Regions from separate parts of the Mus musculus genome. Here regions 1 and 2 are each linked to region 3. A link is a loop called in an ENCODE intact Hi-C map of the cell type or tissue named here. Cell type or tissue: left cerebral cortex. All regions are shown on one strand. Region 1 overlaps Caln1 (calneuron 1). Region 2 overlaps Caln1 (calneuron 1). Region 3 overlaps Caln1 (calneuron 1).

Region 1 (8,000 bases), 110 kb before region 3:
AAGCTGAAAACATCACTGTCTCCAGCAAGGGTGGCTAGGGGCCACTGCTTGGAACTTTCCAAGAAGGGGCTTTCTGCCTCGTCAGAGTAGATTCCCTGTCGATTCCTTCTAGATGTCTCTTCTGACGCCCACAGCTGTCATCTTGCCCGAGTTCTCAGAAACCCAGAGCCCATTCTCATAGGGACAGGAGATCTGTTTCATAAAATGAAGAAAAAGGACAGAGCTATTGGGTGTTTCTTTCCCCCTGTGGTTTAGACAATTGTGACGCTGGTAGCCTGGTTAGTGGGGTCCCAAAGCGAGATATTCCAGTTACAGCTGATTCTAACATAACAAAACAAACAAACAAGCAACAAAAATGCTGTGCTGCCTGGAGCGCAGCTAGAAGGAAGGAATGGCACATCAGTTTCTGAGTATTCATTCATTGAGCAAGGATGCCTGCAAGCTGTTTGCCACAGACCCTCGGATAACACGCTGATAACCTTGGAGAGGTAAAAGGAAATAGTAATAGAGCCAACTGGAGCTTTCCTAACCTTGATCCCACTAATTTGGAACTTCCGTAAGCTCCCAAGGAGCTTATAAGTCAATTTCAAAACCTCAGCATTACCAAGTTTGGAGTTATATGCTCACCTCATAATAGCATTCAGATCACTAACTTGATTATATTAGCTATGACAGTGCACTTTAGCATTGGCCTTTCTGTACTGTATAATACTGTTTGGATAATCAGCGAAGGAAAAATCCTGGATCACTAGAACTCTAGGGTGGTGGGAAGTTACTTAAGATTTTTCCCCTTAGCTATGTGTTTGTTTATAAAGGTAGAAGTCAGGTGTGGTGGACATGGCTGGAGTCCTGACATGGCTGATGCAGGTGGATTACCAAACTGGAGGCCAGCTCGAGCTATGTTGTAGGACTCTGTCTCAGAACCATAATAAGTAAAATAATAAATAAATAAATAAGCAAATACATAAATGCAGAGGGGCGAGCATGCATACCAGACATCTCCAAAGGAATAAATGGGATGATACCCAACTGGGGAATGAGGAGCTTTCTCAGAGTGCTCACTTATAAACGCATGAAGAGCACAGTTTAGATCTCAGAAGCCAGGCTCATGTTGGCCAGGCATAGTGCCCTGCCTAAAATCACTCAGAAGTCAGACACAAAGACGTCTCAAGGATAGGCTGAGCTCCACTTTCAGCAAAAGGCCCTACTTTAGCATATAGGGTGGACACTCCCAATGTCAAGCTCTGGTTCCACATGCATGAACATAGGCAAACATGGGTACTTGTACATACACCTGTATTCATAGATGCATGTATGTGTGCCATACGCACATACACATACAAGAAACCCCACCCATAGTTGATAGTAACAGATTATACTAAGAATGATGACTACAGCAAAACTGAATCCTCTGATCATTTTATTGCTGAAAAAAATTAGATCCTGGGTCATCAGCTACATTTATAGTAAAATAGGATTGCTACCTATGGTGGTTTGAATATGCTTGGCCTAGGGAGTGGCTCTATTTGGAGGTGTGGCCTTGTTGGAGTATGTGTGGCCTTGATGAAGGAAGTATGTCATTTTGGGTGTGGGCTTTAAGATCCTCATCCTAGCTGCCAGGAAGCCAGTCTTCTCCTAGTGGCCTTCAGATGAAGATGAAGAACTCTCAGCGCCTCCTGCACTATGCCTGCCTGGATAGTGCCATGCTCGTACCTTGTTGATAATGGACTGAAATCTGAACTTGTAAGCCAGCCCCAATTAAATGTTGTCCTTTATAAGAGTTGTCTTGGTCATGGTGTGTGTTCACAGCAGTAAAACCCTTACTAAGACACCATCTTATACGTTGTTTCCTTTTCAAAAGACTCAAGCACTAAGTGGGTTGGTGGGGTGGCTCGATGGGTAAGATTACTCCTGAGAAATTATGAGAACCTAAGTTTGAATCCCCAACATCCATATTAAAGGTGGGCACAGCTACACGTGTCTGTAACCCCAGTATTGGGTGACTGTGGTGGCCATAACAAGAATGTCTACTGTAGGTCTGTATATTTGAGTACTTGGTCCCCAGTTTCCCTCTCTCTCTCTCCCTCTCTCCCTCTCTCTCCCTCTCTCCCTCCCCCCTCTCTCCCTTCCCCTCTCTCTTCCTCCCTCTCTCTCTTTCATAGCTGTGTCTCAATCTGTAAGCTCTCAGCAGCTGGCCCAGCCCCATGCCTGCCTGTCTGCTGCCATGCTCCCTGCTATGATGTTCATGGATTCACCCTCTGAAACAGTAAGCGCTGGATAAACCCCTTCTTCTATAACTTGATGCGGCCATGGTATTTTGTCATAGAAATAGGAAAGTAACCAAGATAACTGAAACTAGAGATAGAGAGACCCTGATAGTGCAGAAATAAATGGTTCGAAGCAAAGACTCTTGAGACCAAATTCCTGATAGTACAGAATAAAATGGTTCAAAGCAAAGACTCTTGAGACCAAATTCCTGATTATCTATATTTATGTATTTATTTTGTATTGGTAATACTAAGCACATAGCAGCCAAACTTTTCTACACTTGAAAAAGTCCTTCCATTTTTAGAGTCTTTAAAAGGAGTACTCTCCTAATGCAGACATCTGAGGGGATGTTGGGCAGGGTATTGAGGACCTGAGTTAAACTCCTAGAACTCACATAAAAAAGTCTGAGTGCATAGCAAGCACTTTATCCACTAAGCCATTTCCCTAGTTCCAAATATTAGATTAAAAAGTGTGTGTGTGTGTGTGTGTGTGTGTGTGTGTGTGTGCACCTGAGTGCAGTGTGTGTGTAGGCCAGAAGAGGGCACTACATCATCTAGAGCTGGAGTTACATGTAGTTGTGAGCCACCCAACGAGGATGGTGGGAATTTGTGTCTTCTGCAAGAACTCTTAACTACTGAGCCATCTCTTCAGGCCACCTGCAACATAACAGCTTTTTGACCATACATTCTTTATGTAGCTTCCTGCCTTTAGCACCACTGAAATCAATATTGCATTGCTCAGAGTTAAGAATTCAAGGCAGTGAAACATTGCTAGCATAAGAATCCAGTTTGTGAGTCAAGGGTGGGTCTGGAAGGGTTGAATGGGCTGCTATAGTCCCCATTTCTGGTTGCTAGTTTTACCTTGGGCATATCACAGTTGTTATCTGTCTGCTCTAACCGGTCCTTCATTTCTGTCTGCAGACAACTGTCTCCCAAGTTTCTTTGTCCTCTCCTCCTCCTCTTGGCCCAGTTACTCATGCACACTTAATCAGGCCAGAGGCTGAAGCAGAGACAAGCCAGGCAATGGCCCCAGGCATTAATGTTAATGAAAAATAAATTGTTTAATTCACTCCTTCTACTGGAGAAAGGTCCAAGGACCAAAAGATCCTTCACTGAGTTGTTTGATAAAAACACAAAACAATAATTAGAAATGGAAAGGGGTGGAATAAGTAATAGCCATTTTCCTGATGATTCAGCGGCTATGAGGAGAATGCCACATTCACAGGAACACTGCATTCTGTGTTCACATTAGCAAGGAATCAAGCCAAGGAACTGCCGAGTCTTGGCATGTAAGAAAACAGACTGAAATCATAGCAGAATTGTATTGGCTTAAACTGAGCAAGCTTGCTTGAATACAGAGAAGTGCTTCTCAGATTGGACATCATTTTTCACTTGTTCCTTTGTGTTACAGTTTAAATATGAAATGCAACCCCCCCCCCAGACACTCATGTGTAAAGACACAGAACCCCAGATGGTGGAGTTATTTTGAGAGGTGACAGAAACTTTAGGAGGTGGGGCTAAGCTGGAGGAAGTAGATTGGGGGGGGGGCAGGTCTTATCACCGGTACCTTTCTGTCTTGCTCTTCTGATATGCTTTCTGTCATAGGTGAAGAAACCCCTCCACCTTAGGGTCCTACACAATGACGTTCTGCCTAAGCATGCAAGTCATGAGACCACACACTAAACCCTCTAAAATTATGAGCTATAGAATGACTCTTTGGCCTGTACAGTGCTTCTGAGAGGTATAAGTAATCCATGCATATGAAGCTTTGACTGACCCCTGTCCTGTCCTTGCATCACTTGCAGCTACTTTTAGAAGCAAAGATTGTAAGTATTCCCATTTGATCTTCCTATGAACTGTGATTTCCCTTAACCTCTGACCTCTGATTGACCTCATGGCTATATGAAATCAAGACTCTGATCATGGGCTTCATCGAGAGAGGCTCTAAATTCATGCGATCTCCTGGGTCCTCCTCTCATTCCAAACTTGACTATGTATCAGTGAAAAGTGTTTGGTGTTTAATAGTGATTGTCAACATGACAAGCATAACTATGGAAACGCACACCTCAGAGACTGTTTGTAAAGGACTGTCTGAACTAGGTCGACTGAAAAGATGGTTTTCAACCACTATGACTGGTTTTAATGTCAACTTGCCACAAATGAATCATTTGAGTAAAGAGTCTCACCTGAAGAGCTATCCTGACTGCTTTGATTGATGTGGGGAGATCCTTCCCAATTTTGGGTGGTGCCATTCATCTAAATGCACATTAGAGATAAGAGGGTTTATTAGGAGGGAGGTTATTTTGCCTTTTACATACTTGGTCCTCCTCTAGCCACAGAGTAGATCTGCCCTGTTGCTGCTATTGCTGATTCCTTCGCTGGAAACAGAATCAGAATTCCCAAGCTTTTATAGTAGACTAGTAGACCAGAGTCTACTATTCTATTGCTCTAAAGAACCCTGGGTAAAACACCACCATCAATATAGGCAGCACCATCTGATGTGATGGAGTCCTGGACTGAATAAAAACAAGAAGGCGAGCTGAGCATCAGCAAGCATTAATCTCTGCTTCCAGGATGCAGAGGCAATGTGAGTGGCTGCCTCATGCTTCTGCAGCTATGCCTTCCCCCACCATGATTGACTGTATCCCCTCAGACCGTGAGCTGCAATAAACCTTCCTCCCATTTAAAGGCTTTTTTTATCTTATTTTATTTTTTGAGACAAAGTTTCACTGTATATCTCCGACTGGATTGGAACTCACTTGGTAGACCAGGCTGGCCTTGAATTCACACAGGCCTACCTGCTTCTGCCTCTCAAGCGCTGAGATTTAAGACATGTACTATATACATAGTCTTAAACTGTTTCTTGTCAGGTACTCTGTTGCAGCAATAAGGAACACAACTATGACAGATGTTAGACTAGAACATTTTTTTTCCCAGAATTACCTTTTCAGGCAATCTAGCTTTGTATTCACATGAATGCTTTTGGGTGAAAAGAGGAGGGACTGGCCACTCTGGGTCCTAACTGAGCCCATAATGGTAATGTACCAGTCACTATGACATGGCCTACAAGACACGGCACCATGATGAAAGCCAAGAATGGGTCAGCAGGCCATCATCAGGTTATAAAACTTTTGAGAACATCCAGACAGTCCAGACACTGTCACATTTGAAAGGTATGCAGCAGGAATGTCAGAGCAATCTCCCAGGAGCCTCTGTCCAGAGAAATAATGACTGACATTTAGACGATGTGCACCTCTGGTCACAGATAAAGACCACCAAGCACAGATGGCCCCATGGAAAAGCATTCTGAGCCAATGCAATGCTCATGTTCAAGGTTGCCCATCCATCCCATGTGCATTGCCAAAGAGCAACATCTGGGTCAGGTACAGAGAACTGCTACAGAGGGAAGAAAAACAGATCATCTCTATTACCTTGTGTGTCTGTCTTTGAACACAGGAACCACTTTCCATGAATGACAAAAAAAATTCATGCATACATATATGTGTATGTATATTACACCAAGCAAAGTACAATTGTGAGAGTTTTGTCAATTTGACACTTGTCAGAACCACCTAGGGATATATTCTCTGTGAGGGATTGTCTAGAGCAGGTTAGACTGTGAGCAGGTCTACGGGAGAGTATCTTGACTGGCTTAATTGATACGAGGAGACCCAGCTAGAAAGAAGGTGGCACCATGGATTGGTTTGGGGACCTGGACTGCACAAGAATAGAGAAAGCTAGCTAAGCATTAAGCATGCAATCATTCGTATTCTCTTTGCTCTTGACTGTGATTGCTGTGACCGGCTGTCTCAAGTCCCTGACACTGTTATTTCTTCTCAGTAATGACCATAACCTGAAATTCTGAGATAAAATAAATTTCTCACTGCCTCTAAATGTTTGTTGTCAGTGTTTTTATCCCAGCTACAGAAACAAAATTACATCATGTTTCTAATTTGGTAGACACCATGGTAAACATACAAAGGGAAAAATATATATATATAGAGAGAGACCACTTCCCTGGCTTCCTAAAGCATATTGTTTTTTATCATGATTTAATTACTGCTTTTCATTTAATTTTCTTTATCCCTATAAAACCTATTTGGGGATTTACTTCTGTTGTTACAGCAAAGGAGAAAAGTCCAATAAAAGTCCCATCCTAGAAAAAAACCCTATAGGATATCAAATCCATGTTCAAAATCGGTGTTTAAAGAAGCTGGTTAGATTTCCTGCCTCCCATATGTTAACCTGTCCCCTGATACAACCAAGCGAAGACTTTCTAGAAGTTTCTAAGGCTCCTGGTGTACTTAGGCAGAAAGCTAGGGTGATGGCACAGTCAGTAAGCACTTTCCAAACAAGCATGAGAATTTGATCTCCCAGAACCCACAGAAAAACATGGGTATATGACATGTATGTGGAATCCCATCCCTGGAGAAATTTAGGATCCCTGTGCCATGATGGCAAGCCAGTCTAGTCAAGTGAGCCAGGTCCAGGCTCAGAGACAGACTGTGTCTCAAAAACTTAAGGTGGGGAAGACACCCAGTATTAACCTCTGGCCTCTACAGGTATGCATGCACATGTATACACACATACACATTCATGCATGTACCCACATGTAAGCATGTATGTACACACATGTACATATACTCACAGACATGCACACACACATGCACACACACACACACATGCACACACACACGCACATGCACATGTACACAGACAGTCCTAGACAAGCAGATTCAGGGGTGTGAGGCTGTGGTGAAATACTATGAACAAAAGCCACTTAAGGAAGAAAGGTTTCCTTTTAGTATAGGGGGCCAGGCCGGAGGGACAGAATCCATAATGGTGGAGAAGACAGGGTAGCAGGAGCAGGAAGCAGAGAGATCACATTCTATGCACATACAGGAAGCACAGAGAGTGAACAGTAAACAAGGTGAGGTTATAAACCCTCAAAGCCCACCCCTAGTGGTATACTCCCTCCTTCATAACCTTCCCAAACAATGTCTCCAGAATGTTAGTCTGCTCTCCCAAGTCACCAGTCACCAAGGAAAGTTTTTTTTGTTTTTTTTTTTTTAGAAGTGTTCAAATATGGGAACTGATTCAAGCACTGTTGCATATAAGTTGGTAGCCCATAAGCTCCTTGGTAATTACATATGGTAATACCCAATATGTGACTTCTGCTGTGTCTGCCTTTTAGGAGCTGGATGTGGAGAATTCTGGGCTCCTTCTGCAAATAGCTTCTTATGGTCCACAAAAGAGTCCTCTGTGCTACCTCGGATCCAAGACTTGCTCGGCTCTGAGACTTCCAGGGAGAAACATCAGCTCCTACAAACAGCTCTCACATGATGGAGGACAGATTCCAATGAGCATGGGAAGTGCCAGATGTGTAAATTAAAACTTTAGGGAGACACCATCTCACCCCAGTCAGAGTGGCTATTGTTAAGATAACAAATAGTAAATGCTGCCGAAGGCCTGGAAATGGCATCTGCTCCTGTACTGGACTGCGGTGTGCCTCAGAGGGGTTCCTGCCTAGAATCTCCTCAAGAGGGGCCAGGGCATGGCTTAGTTGTGCAGAACTTGCCTAGTACATAGGAGACCATAGGCCCCATCTTCAGGAACACCAAAAGAGGAAAAAAAGGAGGAAGGGAGGAAGGGAGAGAGACAGAGAGAGGATTGGGGGAGAAAGGAAGAGAAGGAGGGAGCAAGAGAGAGAGAGGGAAGGAAAAAGGGAGAGAA
Region 2 (8,000 bases), 100 kb after region 3:
TTTTTTAAAAAAGACTTCATGGAATAATTTTACATGACATAGTTTGGGGCTACCAATATACTTCCTTAGTTTATTCCTTTCCTTCCAGCTTAGTAATAAGCACTATCATAATTTTAGTATTTATCATTGACTTAAAAGACTTAAAAATAATCTGAATAAGTGTGTCTCCATATATATGTGTATGTATATGTATGTATGTACAATCATTTTAAAGATTTTTAAAAATATTGTGCATGTGCATGTGTGTGCAAGTGCCCAAATATGCCAGAGGAAAGTATGTTGCAATAAATTCATGTCTGTTTCTTCATATATATTGTAGAATATTCTTTAGACTGCATACACAGATAAAACATTTAATATGTTCTGTTATATTTTTAAGATTTTTTTTATCTTTTAATTATGTGTGCATTGTGTGTCTGTGTGGCTTTCTACGTGTGAGCAGAGTGCAGGAAGAGGCTAGGAGTGAGATGTTAGAGCCGCTTCAGCTGGAGTTACAGACAGCTGTGGGCCACCAGATGTGGACACTGGAGACCAAACTTGGGTCCTCTGCAAGAACAGCATGTGCTTTTAACCACTGGGCCATCTCTCCAGCCACTACAGGCATTTTAAATAATGCTAATGTTTGAGTCTGAAATGTCCCCCACAGGCTGATACAGCGCTTGGACTTAGTCCCCAGCTGGTGCCATTATTTTGGGAGTTCATGGAACTGTTAGGAAGTGGCATTTCCATGGAGAAAGTGGGTCACTGTGGGGCAGGCTTGAGAGTTACAGCTCAGGCTTAGTTCTAGCCAAAGATCTCTCCACTTCCTGATCCACCAAGAAGGAACCAGAGATCTTATCCTCCACCAATGTGAGACACACACACACACACACACACACACACACACACACACACACTTTCCGCACCGGGAGAGACTGTATCCCCTTAACCATGAGCCAGAGTAAATCCTTCTTTCCTTAACTGCAGCCAGACATTCTGCCATAGCAATGAGGAAAGTAAATAATACACATCTATCTTTGTGTCCACAACACACGCAGAAGCACAAGATTGATGTTGCAAATCATCCTCAATGACTTATTTACCTTACTCATCAAGACGGGGTCTTCTGCAAGAACAGCACGTGCTTCTAGCCAAACCGAGAGTTCACCAATATAGCTAATTCTGCTAGTTAGCCCACTTGGAAGGACTCCTGTCTCTGCCTTCTGAGGCTGGAATGACAGGCCGGCCACCACACCCACCTAGCATTTACGTGGGTTTGTAGAGATCACAACTCTGATCTTATTTGCAGAGCAAGTACTTAAACTGCTGAGCCATCTCTCTAGCCCCACAAATGTATATTTATACATACCAATCTTCACATTCTGCACATACAACTACCCATATCTAGTTATATACACACCTAATTCTTTACTTATAGTAGTTTTCTTGAAGTTGCACAGTTTCAATAAAACCATGAAACATTAGACAAAAGCAAAATGGGACAAGATACAAAATAATCAACTTGTGCTTCATCTGTGTGGAGACAGAAAACAATGCAAAACATGATAGCTAAGAAATCTTTTTAGGGCCTGAGGAACTGAACAGACATCAGAGAAAACCATAACTAAACTCATGGAGTAGCTGATTTAGCTGTAAAGAACGTTACTGGGCTACCTGACCCATGTGGGTAGAGCTTCTGTGGGTCGGATGCTGTACGGTGATGTTTTTATTAGATCTCCTATTGTGGTTATGACTCAGTGCAGAGTGTCTCTGGGAAACACACTGTAGAGACCATCACGCCTGCTGCCAACTCCACAAAGGTTTAGAAAAGATAATGGTCAACCTATCTATCATCTATATTTATCTATTATCCAACACACATATATTAACATATCAGCCATCTCTTACCTGTCATCTATCTATTATCTACCATTTTTTAAAAAAATCTGTCTATCAAATGCCTATCTATCATATACCTCTTTAATTTCAAGACAAGACAGTGGGTAAGGAAGGAGAGAAGGAGGGAGAAAAAAGTAGTCTCAAGTGTCACCCATCAGAGAATCTGAGAGAATTATATATCGAAGCTTTCTATACTGTTCTTGTAACTTGTCTCTAAATTTTAAATTATCTAAACAGAGTAGGAAAAACAACACAAGGGCCTATTGGATGGCAACTCAAGTACAGCCACATGGTACAACATTATGTCCAACAACAACAACAACAACAACAACAAAAAATATATATATATATATATATAATTTATTAAATAATATGAGAAAGCAAATATTGTCAAGATGACTGGATATAAAGTTATCGATACCATATGCTTATTTATTATAAAAATATATGCCTCATGGAAAAACACATAAGGAATGTCTATATCTGCTGCTATAACACAATACCCGAGGTTGGGTACTTAATAAAGAAGAGAGGTTTCTTTAGTTCTAGGGGCTTGAAACAATCTGGTTGAAAAGTCTCAAGGCAGACAGCATCACAATAGCAATGACACATTCAAAAGCTGGAGCAGGATATGTATAAAGGAGATGCCGGCATTAAAACAACTTATGGGAACTAACCCACAGTCCCATGCAAACTACATTTATCTCCTTCAGGAATGAGGTAGGTCCTTACGACCTATAAAGTTCTACTAGGCCACACCTCCTAAAGAGTTCCCTGCCTCAACACTGCCACCTAGGGGGCATGCAAATGATAAATTGTAGTATGGCTTCTTTTCCTCCATGATGCCATCATGGGGCAATGATAAAGTGATCCCATAGCAATGGCAATGAAATGAGCAGAACACTACAGAGATGACTAGGTCTATATCGATGGCCGTGGAGCTTTGAACACTCTCTGGTAGAAGATGGGAGGAGGGTCACAGAACTCTCACCTGGAGTCTGGCCATTACTCCCTCCTGTCTTCTCCTAACTGTGAGATCCTCAGAGTTACTAGAGTATATAGGAAATGGACAGTTAAATGCAAAGGGGCCGCAGAGTGCAGCTTCTGTGAGGTCGAGATCTATAATGGGCTGGGTCTTAGTAGTGATGCAACTGGTTTGGGGTCATCTGACAATCTAACACAATCTAGAATACGTGGGAGAGAGTCTCAATGAGAGACTGTTAAGTCAGGTTGTCATATGTGCAGGTTGTTTTGATTATGTTAATTGATGTAGAAAGACCCAGCCTGTTAGTGGGCAACAATGTTACCGGGGCTTGAGTCCTGAAGAGTAGAGGAAGTCGGATGAGTATGAGGCACACATGAGGTAATTCTCTCTGTGTATGCTTTTCACTCTGGATATGACCAGCTTTCTCAAAGTTCCTGCCTTAATCTCCCTACAGTGATGGACTATAACATAGAATTGTGGACCAAATAAATAAACCCTTTCTTACATCACAGGTTTTTTTTTTTTTTTTTTTTTTGGTCAGGATATTTTTATCACAGCAATAGAAGTGAAACTTTCATATCAGGGTCCAATGGGTACATAGCTCCTTACCTGTGCTCTCCAATTAAACCAAATAAATTCATTTGTTTGCTTTGCTGGACTTTGATGGAGCTGTGTTTGGCCTATTGTCAGTTCCCTATGTAAGGTACACAAATCTCCCCAAGAAAAGTTAACACAACACCACAGGAGAAAGAAAAGACCAAAAAGAGTAAGATGAATATTAGACTACTAATATTGATAGTGATTTTGTACAGAACAAGGAACAACTAAAATGCCAAATAAAGCCAAAATAGTGAATGAAGTGGAGGTGTGTTAGTTACTTTTTGTGTGGCTGGGACAAAATATTTGACTGATGCAACTTAAAGGAGCAAGGGTTTTCTTTGGCTCACAGTTTCAGAGACATTTCAGTCCTTCGTGGTGGGGAGTGTGTGGACATTTTAGAGCATGAGAACAGGTTGTTCATGAGATAACAGACCATGAAGCAGGAAGAACAGAACCAGACTATAACTTTCAAAGTTCTACCTCTAAGAATCTATTTCCTCCAACCAGGTCCCAACCCCTAAATGTCCACAACCTTCAGAACAGTGCCACCTGCTGGTGAACAAACTTCAATACATGAGTCTGTGGGGTACATTTCAGATTTCAACCAAAGCAAGCCTTTTGATGGCACTCTTTCTACATTCCAGTGCCCACTCCCCACAAGATTGTCTGAAATCTTATTTTAGAAAATTCAAAGCTTTTCTTCTTGTGTGAGTTCCTCTGGAAACTCTTTTCTCCCACTGACTATCCATCAATTCATCTACACGGAATAAAAGAACCCCAGACACTGACCTTCTACGGGTTGTGGAAGTGTGGATTTTAACCCAGGCTGAGAAGCGAGTTAGATAATCTTCAAAGACGATGGCAGTCACCCCAGTCAAATGCTATGAAAAGCAATTTGTTTAGGGGGAAGAAAAGCCATTTCAACATGAAAATTGGTTTTGCGACAATACACTTGATAAAAACAGCCCATAAAGGAGCTGTTGGCATGCCCATCTTCCCTGGTGCATGGGGCCTGTAATCTCACTCATTACCCTTTCTATCAAGCATGTTGATATAATGGAAAATGAGGTTTTCCCAATGGAAAGTTAACCTGGGACATTAAAAAAAAAATCTATGAAGCAGTAAAGCAAAACTGTTCACACATTCTATGGAAGAAAGAAAAAAAAGGAAAAATACATAAAAATGAAGCCTCCGTCATTGCATGGTTCCTACCTGAAAACATTGCAAAGGTTCAGCACTATAATCTGTCGCTCAACCTTGAAAACACTCACCCCCTCCCCTTCTTGTCGATGATACCCAACACTCAGAGAGGTACCCACTTGTGACATCATGTCTGAGCACTTTTGGCTTCACTGTGAAATCCCTGTCTGCCTCCCACTTGAACGTGGTCTGAACAAGTTTTTGTAGGTTGGCTACCCAACAACAGAGAATACATTTAAGGGTCTTGCAAAATTGGGCCACAACCACACCACCACACATTTCTGAGTTCCAGCTTTACACCCATCTGTTCTAGTTTCATTTCTGTTGCTGTGATAAAATACCCTGACAGAAAGCAACTTAGGGGAGAAAGGATTTATTTTAGCTCAAAGTCCAGGTCATAGTCCATTACTGCAGGAAAGTCAAGGCAGAAATTGGAGACAACTAGCCATAGAACTGTCTCTATCAGGAACAGAGAGAATTGAATGCATGTGTGCTCGTTGGCTTGTGCTCAGATAAATCTCTCTACTCTTACAAAGTTTAAGACTTTTTATGTAAGTAATGATGCCACCCACAGTGGGCTGGTTCTTCCCACATCAATTACCTTAGTCAAGACAATCCCCCAATGAAATGTCCAATGGTCAACCTGACCTAGACAACCCTTTATTGAGACCCTCTTCTTGGGTGATTTTATATTTTTGTCAAGGTAACAAGTAAAGATAACCAGGAGACATTCCTGAGTAGTGACACCAACTGTCTGTTCTATTGCAGTAAGGCTTTTGTTTCAAAACTAAACTATGAAAATGTTTTGATACCCAGAAGATCCTCTTTCTTGTTACTGTTCTGCAAATGGCAAATGGCTATGTATTCTTTAAGATAAACAGGCTAATGAGATGGACCCACCAGTAACGTGCTTGCTTTGCACGTTCAAGCTATAGAACTGAGTTCAACCCACAGACAAAAGTCAAGCAGGGTGACAGGAGTTGTAATCCCAGCTCTGGAGAGGTTGATACAAGTGGACTCCTCCAGGCTAGCTTATGCTGATGAAAGAAAATAAACAAGGCAGACACCTAATGGATGACAGCTAAGATTGTTCTTTGGCACATAAGTGCTTCCATACTTGCCCACACAAAGATCCACATCCAACCTCAGGTTTCCTACCAAGATCTCAGGAAGGAAAGGGAAACGGCTACCTCTCTCCTCCAGTAATCATTCCAGAACATTCTACCAGAAGGATGGTGAAATGCCTACTCAGAAAGACCCAGATGTTTTCATCAACTCTACCAGCAAGATCAGCTGGAAGGAAAGCTGGATGTGGATATTTCCCCTCCCATTGGTCAACAGAGAATAGACAGTGGGGAGAATGTTCTTGGGCTGGTTCTCAAGCCTGAGAGGTTATTGGCTGAGGTCGATAACCTCTGGCTCAATACACATATCCTATTGAAAGGTTGTCCCTTGACTACTCTATAGCTCTCTATTACCTGCCCAGACCATGCCAGTTAAAGGCTGGTAACATGGCATAGTTGTAGAGCTCTTGCCTACAATTCCCCAGTGAAAGGTTTGGAGTGTGGCTCAGTGGGAGAGCACTAGCCCAGAAACCCCTGGTAGGGGGTGGCTCAGGGTGTGTGACTCATCAGAAGGAGTGGGACAGGGAGAAGGAATATGAATCTCTTTCTAGAGACCAACATTAACAGAAAAGAGGTACAAATGGAATCCTATGGGTAATGTAGCCTAGGCTGGGGAAAAGCTTGTGTAACGAACCTTAGAGGGTGGGTTCAGTATCAAAGCAGCAAAGAGGATGAGAATACCAAAGTTGACTCAATCAAGCCTTCCCACTTATCAGTTATCCTCTGCTGGCCAAGTTGCTACTTTCTTTGTGCCTTAGTTTCTTTATCTGTATAATGGGAACAGCACATAAACCTGATCAGATGTCAGAACACAATGCCCAATAAGTAACTGCTGTGAGCCAGGCATGATGGGAAATACCAGTAGTTCCAGCACTTGGGAGGTGGAAGCAGAAGGATCAGAAGTTTAAAGTCAGTGCAATAGTTAATCTTAACTGTCAAAGGATGAAGGATCATTTGAGCAATGGGCTTCTCAGCATGCCTATAGGGAATTAATTATCTTGACTAGGTTAACTGATGTTGGAGGATCTGGCCATTGTGGGTAGCACCATTCTTAGGGATGAGATTTTGGGCTGTATGAAAAAGAGGTAAGATTGGGACATATCTCTCTATCTCTGCTTGATAGGTATAAATGTAAGGTGACCAGCCAGCCACCTGCTTCTGACACCATCTCTTCCCACCCAGATGTCATGTCTTTGCCACCATGATCCCCCAGAACAGTAAACAAAAATATACTCTTTGTCAACTTAAGTTGCTTTTATAAGTACTTTTGCTTAGGTTGCTTTTATAAGAGACATGACATCCTGCTTCAAAAATTATTTTAGGAAGTAAATGTTAGCTGATACCATGATAAAGATGATGTTGGTAGCTGTGGTGGTGATGATGATGACAATGATGGTGTTGATGGTGGTGACGATGGTAATGATGGTGATACTAATGTTTTGTTTTGGTTTTTTGTTTTTGGTTGGTTGGTTGGTTGGTTGGTTGGTTGGTTGGTTTTGTTTTTCAAGACAGGATTTCTCTATGTAGCTCTGGCTGTCCTGGAACTCACTCTATAGACCAGGCTGGCCTCAAACTCAGAAGTCCACCTGCCTCTGCCTCCCAAGTGCTGGGATTAAAGGCCTGTGCCACCACTGCCCTGTGATGTTAACATATTTTAATATCAGTGACCATTACGGTGATAATGACAGTGCTACTGCTGTTGATGATGGTTGTGATTATGCTAGTAGAGTGGTGATGATGGTGACCACTATGATGGTTTTAATAAGAATGGTTGTGGTGAAAATGGGGATGATAAGAATGGTGATGATTTTCATGTTGATGGTGATGCTGAGGAGGACAGTGATGATGGGGACGGAGGGAATGTTGATGAGGATGGTAATAATTATGGTGGTGATGCCAATAATGCCAATGTCAATGTCACCGTCCTACAGTGGGAGGCTAGCATTCTCAATGACAGAAAAATAAACACTGCCTACAAAGTAGACCGTATTACCACCTTCAGCCAACACTAATTCTTCCATTTTCCTAAGCATCATCTAGGTAGAGTCTTCATTACCACCTGCCAGACCCCATGTACATCCAGGAGGGTTTCTGAAAAGTCCTTATGTGTGTCTTGTTAAATATTCATTCAAAAGAAGAAAATAATAAATGCAGTACTCCATCAATATCCAGCAACTAGAAGCATGTTGACACAACTTTGACATAAGCCTTCT
Region 3 (8,000 bases):
AATGAAGACAGAGTAAAAAATGAATGTTAAAAATACCAGGGTAGAAAACAAGAAGGAAAAAGAATTATTCATTAAATAAAAAAGAGTACGTCTCAAAAAAAAAAAAAAGTAAAATTGACAATTATCTGGAATACCAAACCCAAAAATATTATTAGTATCATTAAAAACACAAATGTATGCTGTGCTAAATACTAAGGAATCCTGAGAAACAGACTGAAAAATAACTTTAAATGCTTATTGAAAGGCTAAGCATACTGGGACACGCCTTTAATCCCAGCACTTGGGAGGCAGAGGCCGACTGGTCTCTGAGTTTGAGGCTAGCCTGGTGTACATAGTGAATTCTAGGGTAGCTTGAGCTACATAGTGTGACTTACTGTTACTTACTAAATGTTTCAAGCAGGGTGTGGCAGCCCACACCTACTTAGGAGGCTGAGGCAGGAAGTATGCTGAAAGTTTAAGGTCAGCTAAACTTCAGGGAGAGCTCCAGGCTAGCCCGACTACAGAGTGAGGTACTGATTCAGAAAAAGAAAAAGAAGTAAGTATTAAGTACAAGGTTAGCCTGGGCTATATAGAGAGACTTTGTCCAAAAACAAACAAACAAACAAACAAACAAACAACAACAACAACAACAACAAAAACCAATAAAAGAACAAAACCAAACAAAAACTACAACAGAAGACCACTGTTTCCAGTTGAACGAGGCTCTATGTGAACCAGTTGCTCAAAGTCAAGTTCATAGAGTCTTCAGTATATGGAAATTACTATAGATCACAAAAATAACTTTAAAAAGTAAACAAATTAATTTTATCATCCTAGGATAGCTATGGCTCAAGACTAAACGATGACACATTAATTATGAATATGGATGAAGGAAAAAATCAAAATCAATGGTAAATCAAAGTTTTAAATTGCATTATAAATTCAATGTTAAGAAATGACCCAGTGTGATGAGTCTTCCCAATCCTAGCAATGTTGGGTTTATTTAATATTATGAAATTAGCTGACTACAGCGTTATGTCAATTATTTGAAGCGCAAATAAACACAGCCCCTGCTGTCACAGACTCAAAGGACAGCTGATGGGAGCTATCGCATATTCATGATTACAACGTCTACTGGGCCCAGGATTCTATGTCTAGAGAGTGCACTGGAGGTGAGCACGGAGCTCAGCGTTTATCAGTCGGAGGAGCTTCTTTCTGCAGCAGCAGGTGATGACTGCGCGGAAACCCCTAACTGACCAAAAGCCCTGTGAAGAAATGATGGCGGAGCTTCAGCTCTAAATGACGCTACCCTATCACCTGCTCCAAGGCCCAGGGAAGGTCACAGAAGGCAGGAAAGAGAGAATGTAAATGCCAGAGGAGGGGAAGATGTGAAGGAAAAAAAAATGCTTTCTGGACAAGGCACAAAGGTTGTACCCAAGAGCTGTAGCTTTCCTTTATCTGCACTATGCTTGTCCCCCCCCCCGCAACAAGTTAACCGCAGATCTCAGAGGGAGGGGCCGCAAGGCTCCACCCCTGTCCAGGGGAAGACTGACAGTTCTTGGCTGTTGGAGGAGGGGAAGGCGGTCATTTCCTCAGGAGTGGTGTGCTACAGATAAGCTGCCTTTGCCCTAGTAAGCAAGTCCCCACCAACTCCCAGTAAGAAACTGACGCACAGAGGGGGACCTGTGAAGAAGAAAGGCTCCTGGGGATGGGGAGGGGGATGAGAGAGGGCATTGGGGGAGGGGAGTGGAAGTGAAGAAATCTCATTGTGTACATGTATAAAACTGTCAAATAATAAAAAACCCGTAGGTTAGAAGTTATTTTACTACAATCAAATACCCGTTATATTTTTAGTAATGAGCAGGTTTTGATCAATACAAATGGAACTGAGCTAAGCATTGCCACCAAGACACAAAGCACTATAATTTGGAGACAAAGTCACAGCAGACACAGAGAGCCTAATAAACTAGGAAACCCCATGCGCTGGGTGTATTCTCCTAAATGCATATATCCAAAGGCTACCCACCCTGGTGCTTATGCTGGGATGCCAGCTACTGGGATGCCCTACAAAGGACATCTAATATATGAGAGACTCCACAGGGCTGGAGAGATAGCTCAGCTCACAAAGTGTTTGCCTTGCATGCATGAGGACCTGAGTTCGAACTTCAGAATCAACGTTAAAAGCTTAGTGTGGTGGCACATGCTTTCAACCCCAGAGCTGGAGAAGCAAAATGGGGGCAATCCCTGAGGCTCACTGGCCAGCCCGTCTAACTCTGCAAACATCAAACCTAGTGAAGAGACCCGGTTTTAAAAGCAGGAAGACACCCAGATGTCAACCTCTGGCTTCCACGTGTGCACACATCTGTCTTACCCTTCTTGTCTTATGAGCGATCAAGAAGGCAGCTCTGCAAGAGGGCCATCAGTAGAGCTTGATCATGCTCCAAGCTGCTGAGGCTGTGAGCACTACCCTTCTGTGTTTTATAACCTACCCAGCCTATGGTGCTTTTGCTAGAGCAACAGACTATACGCTTGCTGATGAGACAATTCAGAAGATGGCCAGAAAAAGCCTGAGTCCTAAACTACTTTCACTAGCAGGAAAAAAAGAGAGAGAAAGAAAGAAAGAAAGAAAGAAAGAAAGAAAGAAAGAAAGAAAGAAAGAAAGGGAAAGAAAAAGAAAAAGAAAAAGAAAAAAGGAAAGAAAAAAGTAAAAAGAAAGAGAGTTAGAAATATGCCCTGAAAAATTAAAATAGCCTAAGTCAGAAAAATAATACACACTTAGCCAAACAAGACAGTGTAAGGTCTGTAGCCTTGTTTCTGCTTCAGAGGACTTACCTGCATGAGTCCCAACCAGCTTCCACAGGAAACACTGGCCCCTGAGCACAAAAATTAACTTAAGAAGGGCAAGACAAGATTTAAACCCTAATGGAATCAGTCTTAACTTCCTGTTCTTGTTTTCTGTTTTCCTATTCATTCATTCATTCATTCATCCATTCATTCATTCATTCTCATTCTCCCTCCCTCTCTCTCCAACGCCCCTCCTCCCCCTCCTCTACCTCCCCCCCCCCTCCAGAGGAGGATTTGTTTGTTCATTTCTTGTGGATTTTTTTGTTTGTTTTGTATGTGGTTTCGGTTATGTTTGTGGTTTTGGTTTTTTGGTTTTTGGTTTTGGGAATTGTTTGTTTGTTTTAGAGACAGGATCTTACTTACTAGATAGCTGAGCTGCCTTGGAACTCAGAGCAATCCTTCTGCCTCAGCTTCCTAAACCCTGGGATTACAGGGATGTGCCATCTGTTTGTGTAAGTCTCCGTGAACATCCCGTGCCTTCTGGAAATCTGATTTGCATGACACACTGTGTGCCAGGGGCTTGGAGGATATGACACACTGTGTGCCACACATTTGGAGGATGAGTTAACTGAGTGGAAGAAAATAACCCTTGCTCTTATCCAAAAGACTAGTGATTGACTTTCAGTAGAAGTTGGGAATGCTCTTTGGTATATAACAATTATGTATCTTTTTGGGTCACTTTCTGGTTACTTTTTCTTCCAAAGCCACTGAGCAACTAACTCATTCCAGCCACAGGCTTAAGAAACAGACAATAACGATTTCAAATGGATTTTCAAAATTGTTTTCCTCTTCTCCTCGCTTTGGAGACACAGTGTCATGAGCCCAGGCTGGCTTCCAACTCAATTTGTGGCCAGGGTGACCTTAAATTTCTAATCCTCCTGCCTCTACCTCCCAAGCGTTGCTGTAGCAAGCATGTGCCACCACACCCGGTTTATGTAGGGTGATGGGAATAGAAGCCATAGTTCTTGTGGTAGGTAACTATTTTCCCAACTGAACCACATTCCTAGTCTTTAAACTGCTCTGATTTCTTCAATTAGAACATCGGTTCAGACACTCTCCTAGAGTGAGATTGTCAGCACATAACTTGGGTTTGTGTGGAGCCCCATCTGTTCACTTGGCAGTGGGTTTTCTGTGGCCTCCACAGCTGAAGGCCACATAGCAGCTTGGGGTGGGCAGCTGCCACTGAGCCAACTCCACTCAGTACCTAACCCTCCCCTCCTGGCATCTGGTGGCTGTGATTCATTTGGATTTTGTGTTTGCATGCTTGGACATCAGCTTCATGCTTTGTGCTTCACTGAAGTGGATATATATATATATACATATATATATATATATATATCCTTCAAATCCAGCTTCTCTTTATTTTGCCATGGCAAAAATTGTTTTATAATGCAGTTTGTTTATATGAAATTTTGTTAACTTTTTCAGATCCATAAGAAAACAGAATTGACAGGGCTACTGAGTGTGATGGCTATTCCTGGTTACCAACTTGACTACATCTGGAATGAACTACAATCCAGAAATGGAGGATGCTCCTGTGATCCATACAGATCTTGAGGCTGGAAGACACAGGCTTCTTGCTTGGATCTTAGCATGGAGATCTTGAGGGATAAGCCATAAAAAGCTTAGGCCCAGGCAAGGTAGTACACAACTTTAATTCCAGGAGACTGAGGCAAGCAGATCTCTGAATTCTAGGCTAGCCTGGGACAAAGCAAGTCCCAGATCCAGGCATGGAGGTACATACCGTTAACCTGGGCCATACCTTCTGCTTGAGGCCTACATAAAGACATTGGAAGAAGGAAGGCTCACTCCTCTTTGCCTGCTTGCACTTACTTGCCAGTACATCTGTTGGAACCTGCTTCTTCAGGATTCCAGCTTCTACAGAAGACCAGCTGAACAACTAACCTCGTGGGACTGAGCAACTATTAGATTCTTGGACTTCCCATTCACAGCTGCCCATTGCTAGTTGGACTACAGAGTGTAAGTCATTACAATAAATTCCCATAATATATAGATATATTCCATAAGTTCTGTGACTCTAGAGAACCCTTACTAATACAGTGAGGCATGCCTGTAACACCAGCACTTGGAAGGCTGAGGCAGGAGGAGCCCAAAAGATCAAAGCCAGCAAGTGGCATATGGCAAGGATCTAGTCTAACAAAAAAGAGGGGGACTAGGGGTGCAAGATGACACAGTAGGTAGACACTTGTCAAGTTAAAGTAAGGGCTGGCAATATGGGTGAGCAGCTAAGGGTTCTTGCCACCCAACCTGAAGACCTGAGCTCAATCACCAGGACCCACAAGGAGCAAAACCAGAACTTATCCCCTGACTCACACACATATACCAGACTGCATGATCTGTTCCCCAAATAAATAAATGAATATAATAAAAACAACAACAACAACAAAATAATCCATACTGCCTAATTATAGACATTTCTGGAAATAAAAACAAGTAAAAAGAACAAAAATTATCTTCCCTTTTATTGAGATCGATAATAACAAGTACCATCAGATTTATTGCATTTCTTGCAGCTTTCCTCTATGAATACAAATGGAGTTAACAGATGACTATAAAGAAATGCATAATAGATGAACATAAATGAATTTATAATAGCGGTAGAACATCTATGTAATTACACCATAAATCTAATCTCTAGAGTGACTTTTCCAGTGACTAAAAGGTAATGACATTATTTTTAATAATTGTACAATATTCCATCCTTCCAGCTGCACTTGCTGACAGAATTTAGGTGATAGATTCGTAGATGTTGAATTGATTTTATAAGATTTATGTTTATTTTTACCGTGTGTGTGTTTGTGTGTGTGTGTGTGTGTGTGTGTGTGTGCGCATACAAGCATTCCTGCTCAGAGGTCAGAAGAGGGCACCAGATCCTCTGGAGCTGGAGTTGCAGGCATTTGTAAGCTGCCAGCCTTGGGCACTGGGATTCAAACTCCAATCCACAGGACATAGCCGCAAGCACTCTTAACAATGTACAATTTCCTGGCAGTATATGGGTTTGCTCACTTAAGTCACTCATTTAAAAACATATTCTTACAGTTATTTACTTGTGTGTACATTACTCCACGTGCAACTACACACTTGTAGAGGCCAGAAGAAAACTTGTGGGAGTTGTTTTTCTCCTTCCACTGTATAGTTCCAAGGGGTTGGACTTAGGTCGTCAAGCCTGGCGGCAAGCATCCTCACCTTCTGAGCCATATTGCCAGCCCATAATTTATCCTTACAAGCAGCTGGTAGCGCTAAATCAAATCTCAGGGAAGACACAAGCGTGGACCACATACCTTCATCCCGCAGTTAAACCAATTAGAATTTAATCACAGACACTGAACTTCTGCGGATTGCAAGAGCCCCAGTCCCAGTAGTGAATTAACTGACTAAGCTGAGATCAATTAAAGTTAAGTTGTAAATAACTGACCAGCTGGTGGATTAAGCTTCGGCCAGTTGTTTTCCATGCTCCACTTCCAGTTGCTTTGTCAAACTTCCAGTCTTGTACGCCTAACTTCTGGCTTTCTATGCCACACACACACACACACACACACACACACACACACACACACACACACACACACACACACGCACGCACCCACGCACGCACCCACACACGCACATGCACACCATACCTCCCACCCCACCCCCCACCTCTAGTTTCTCTAAGTGCTGTTAGATGGGGCTTCTTGGCTGGAATTCTCAAAGCCAGCCCTATAGCCCTAGGCTTCCCCAGACCTGAATCACATTTCTGAGTTTTGGTTTGTGCACGTAAACTCTACTAAATTTAATTCGTCAAAGGAACCTTCCTTTTAACAGTAATTAAGGAGGACGCTATTATCATGTTATTTTTCAATTATGGTGTCCCTTGGGGTTCTGGTGAGGTTGTCTTGTTTTACCCTTTCTCCCACCTCACCCTGCCAGCTGCTGGAAAGACCAACGCATACCAACATGGCCAGCTGACAGACTATTTCCCTGTGTGTGCTGAAAGTATCTCATGGGCTGAGGATGTAGCTCTGTGGGATCATCCTAGATTCTGGGTTCCATTCTCAGCAACCCATACACCAGCTAAAATGCTGCAACACCCATAATCCTAGTACAAAGAGGGTGGAAGGAGAAGGATCAGGAGTTTAAGGTCATCTCTAACTTCACAGCCAGTCAAGGTCATCTTGGCATACATGAGGGTTTGTCTCCAAAACTGAAAAAAAAAAATTTAAAAGGAGGCATAGAGCTATAGCACAGGGCAGAGTACTTACCTGGTATGTGCAAGGCCCTGAGTTCAAATCCCAGGATCACAATAAACAAACAAACAAATAATCTCTTAGCTGTTCTTTGTTCCTCCTCTCCTTTCTCTATTGTCCTAATCATCATTTCTCATATTGCTTTAACAATGCTTTTTACATATGATTTATTTATATTCATCAGTTGTCATGGTCTAGTCTGTTTTTTTTTTTTTTTTTTTCATTTAGGGGAAGGGAACAAGGGAGAGGGAGGAGGGGTATTTGTCCCCAGGGAATAAAGGACTGCCTCTGGAGACAGAAGTGGTCCATAGGAAAATGGTGGCTTATAAAGGTAAAAGGGTAAATGCCTGTGTTAGGATGAGGCATTTAATTGGACATTTTAACTAGGTGAGCCAAGGGGAGCTTTTGATTGCTGAACTTCAATATGTTGATATCTGGACCTTGGTGGTCAATCTCAGGAGGAGCAAGTGGCCAAATAAGGCAATAGACCTTTGGTGACTAGCTTTAGGAATGTAATCTAACAGTTTTTAGCAAGGCAGAGGACATGGCTGACAAGGCAAGGCCAGTCAGAGCCATGCCTATCAGTGTCAAGCTGGCCAGAGTCCCTTCAATAGATATGTACCAACTGTTAACAAACTATTTCCATGTGTGTATTGAAGGTATCTCATGGGCTGGGGATGTGACTCAGTGGGTTATGTGTTTGGTTTCAAGTTAATTTCTTGGTCACTGCCACTATTAGATCAGAATCCTTTTACTGTGTTTGTTTGTTTGTTTGTTTGTGATCACCACATGCAGTTGACCCCATCTGGTGTCACAACCCACAGTTTGAGAAGCTGTGATCTATAAAACACTATTTCAAATTTGTGTATTTTTAAAAGATTTTTAAAATGGCTTTTAATTAACTCTCACCAAGGAGGTTACCAACTGGAC

Evidence for each region. A loop is a pair of places that touch in the nucleus more often than their neighbours do. Peaks named below come from ENCODE experiments on the same cell type or tissue, not always from the same donor. Only the 100,000 strongest peaks of a DNase experiment are listed, where the experiment ranks them.
Region 1: a loop joins it to region 3, with 4 times the contacts of the local background. A loop is called at or near these places in 2 of 42 quality-filtered maps.
Region 2: it touches region 3 in a loop (2.8-fold over the local background); 2 of 42 quality-filtered maps call a loop at or near these places.

What each region holds. Positions count from the first base shown.
Region 1 is chr5:130,788,478-130,796,477 of GRCm38, reverse strand. All of the region lies in intron 4 of Caln1 (calneuron 1), which reads right to left. Among named protein-coding and RNA genes, the nearest start is that of Gm40337, 63 kb to the left of the region's middle. In left cerebral cortex, no CTCF peak of the experiment used is centred here; DNase peaks (open chromatin) are centred at 68 and 3,549; H3K27ac peaks cover 1,440 bases.
Region 2 is chr5:130,581,125-130,589,124 of GRCm38, reverse strand. All of the region lies in intron 2 of Caln1 (calneuron 1), which reads right to left. Among named protein-coding and RNA genes, the nearest start is that of Caln1, 140 kb to the right of the region's middle. In left cerebral cortex, CTCF peaks have their summits at 2,682 (motif pointing left) and 4,005 (motif pointing left); a DNase peak (open chromatin) is centred at 4,895.
Region 3 is chr5:130,682,116-130,690,115 of GRCm38, reverse strand. The region is part of intron 4 of Caln1 (calneuron 1); the gene reads right to left. Among named protein-coding and RNA genes, the nearest start is that of Gm40337, 170 kb to the left of the region's middle. In left cerebral cortex, no CTCF peak of the experiment used is centred here; a DNase peak (open chromatin) is centred at 3,979; H3K27ac peaks cover 262 bases.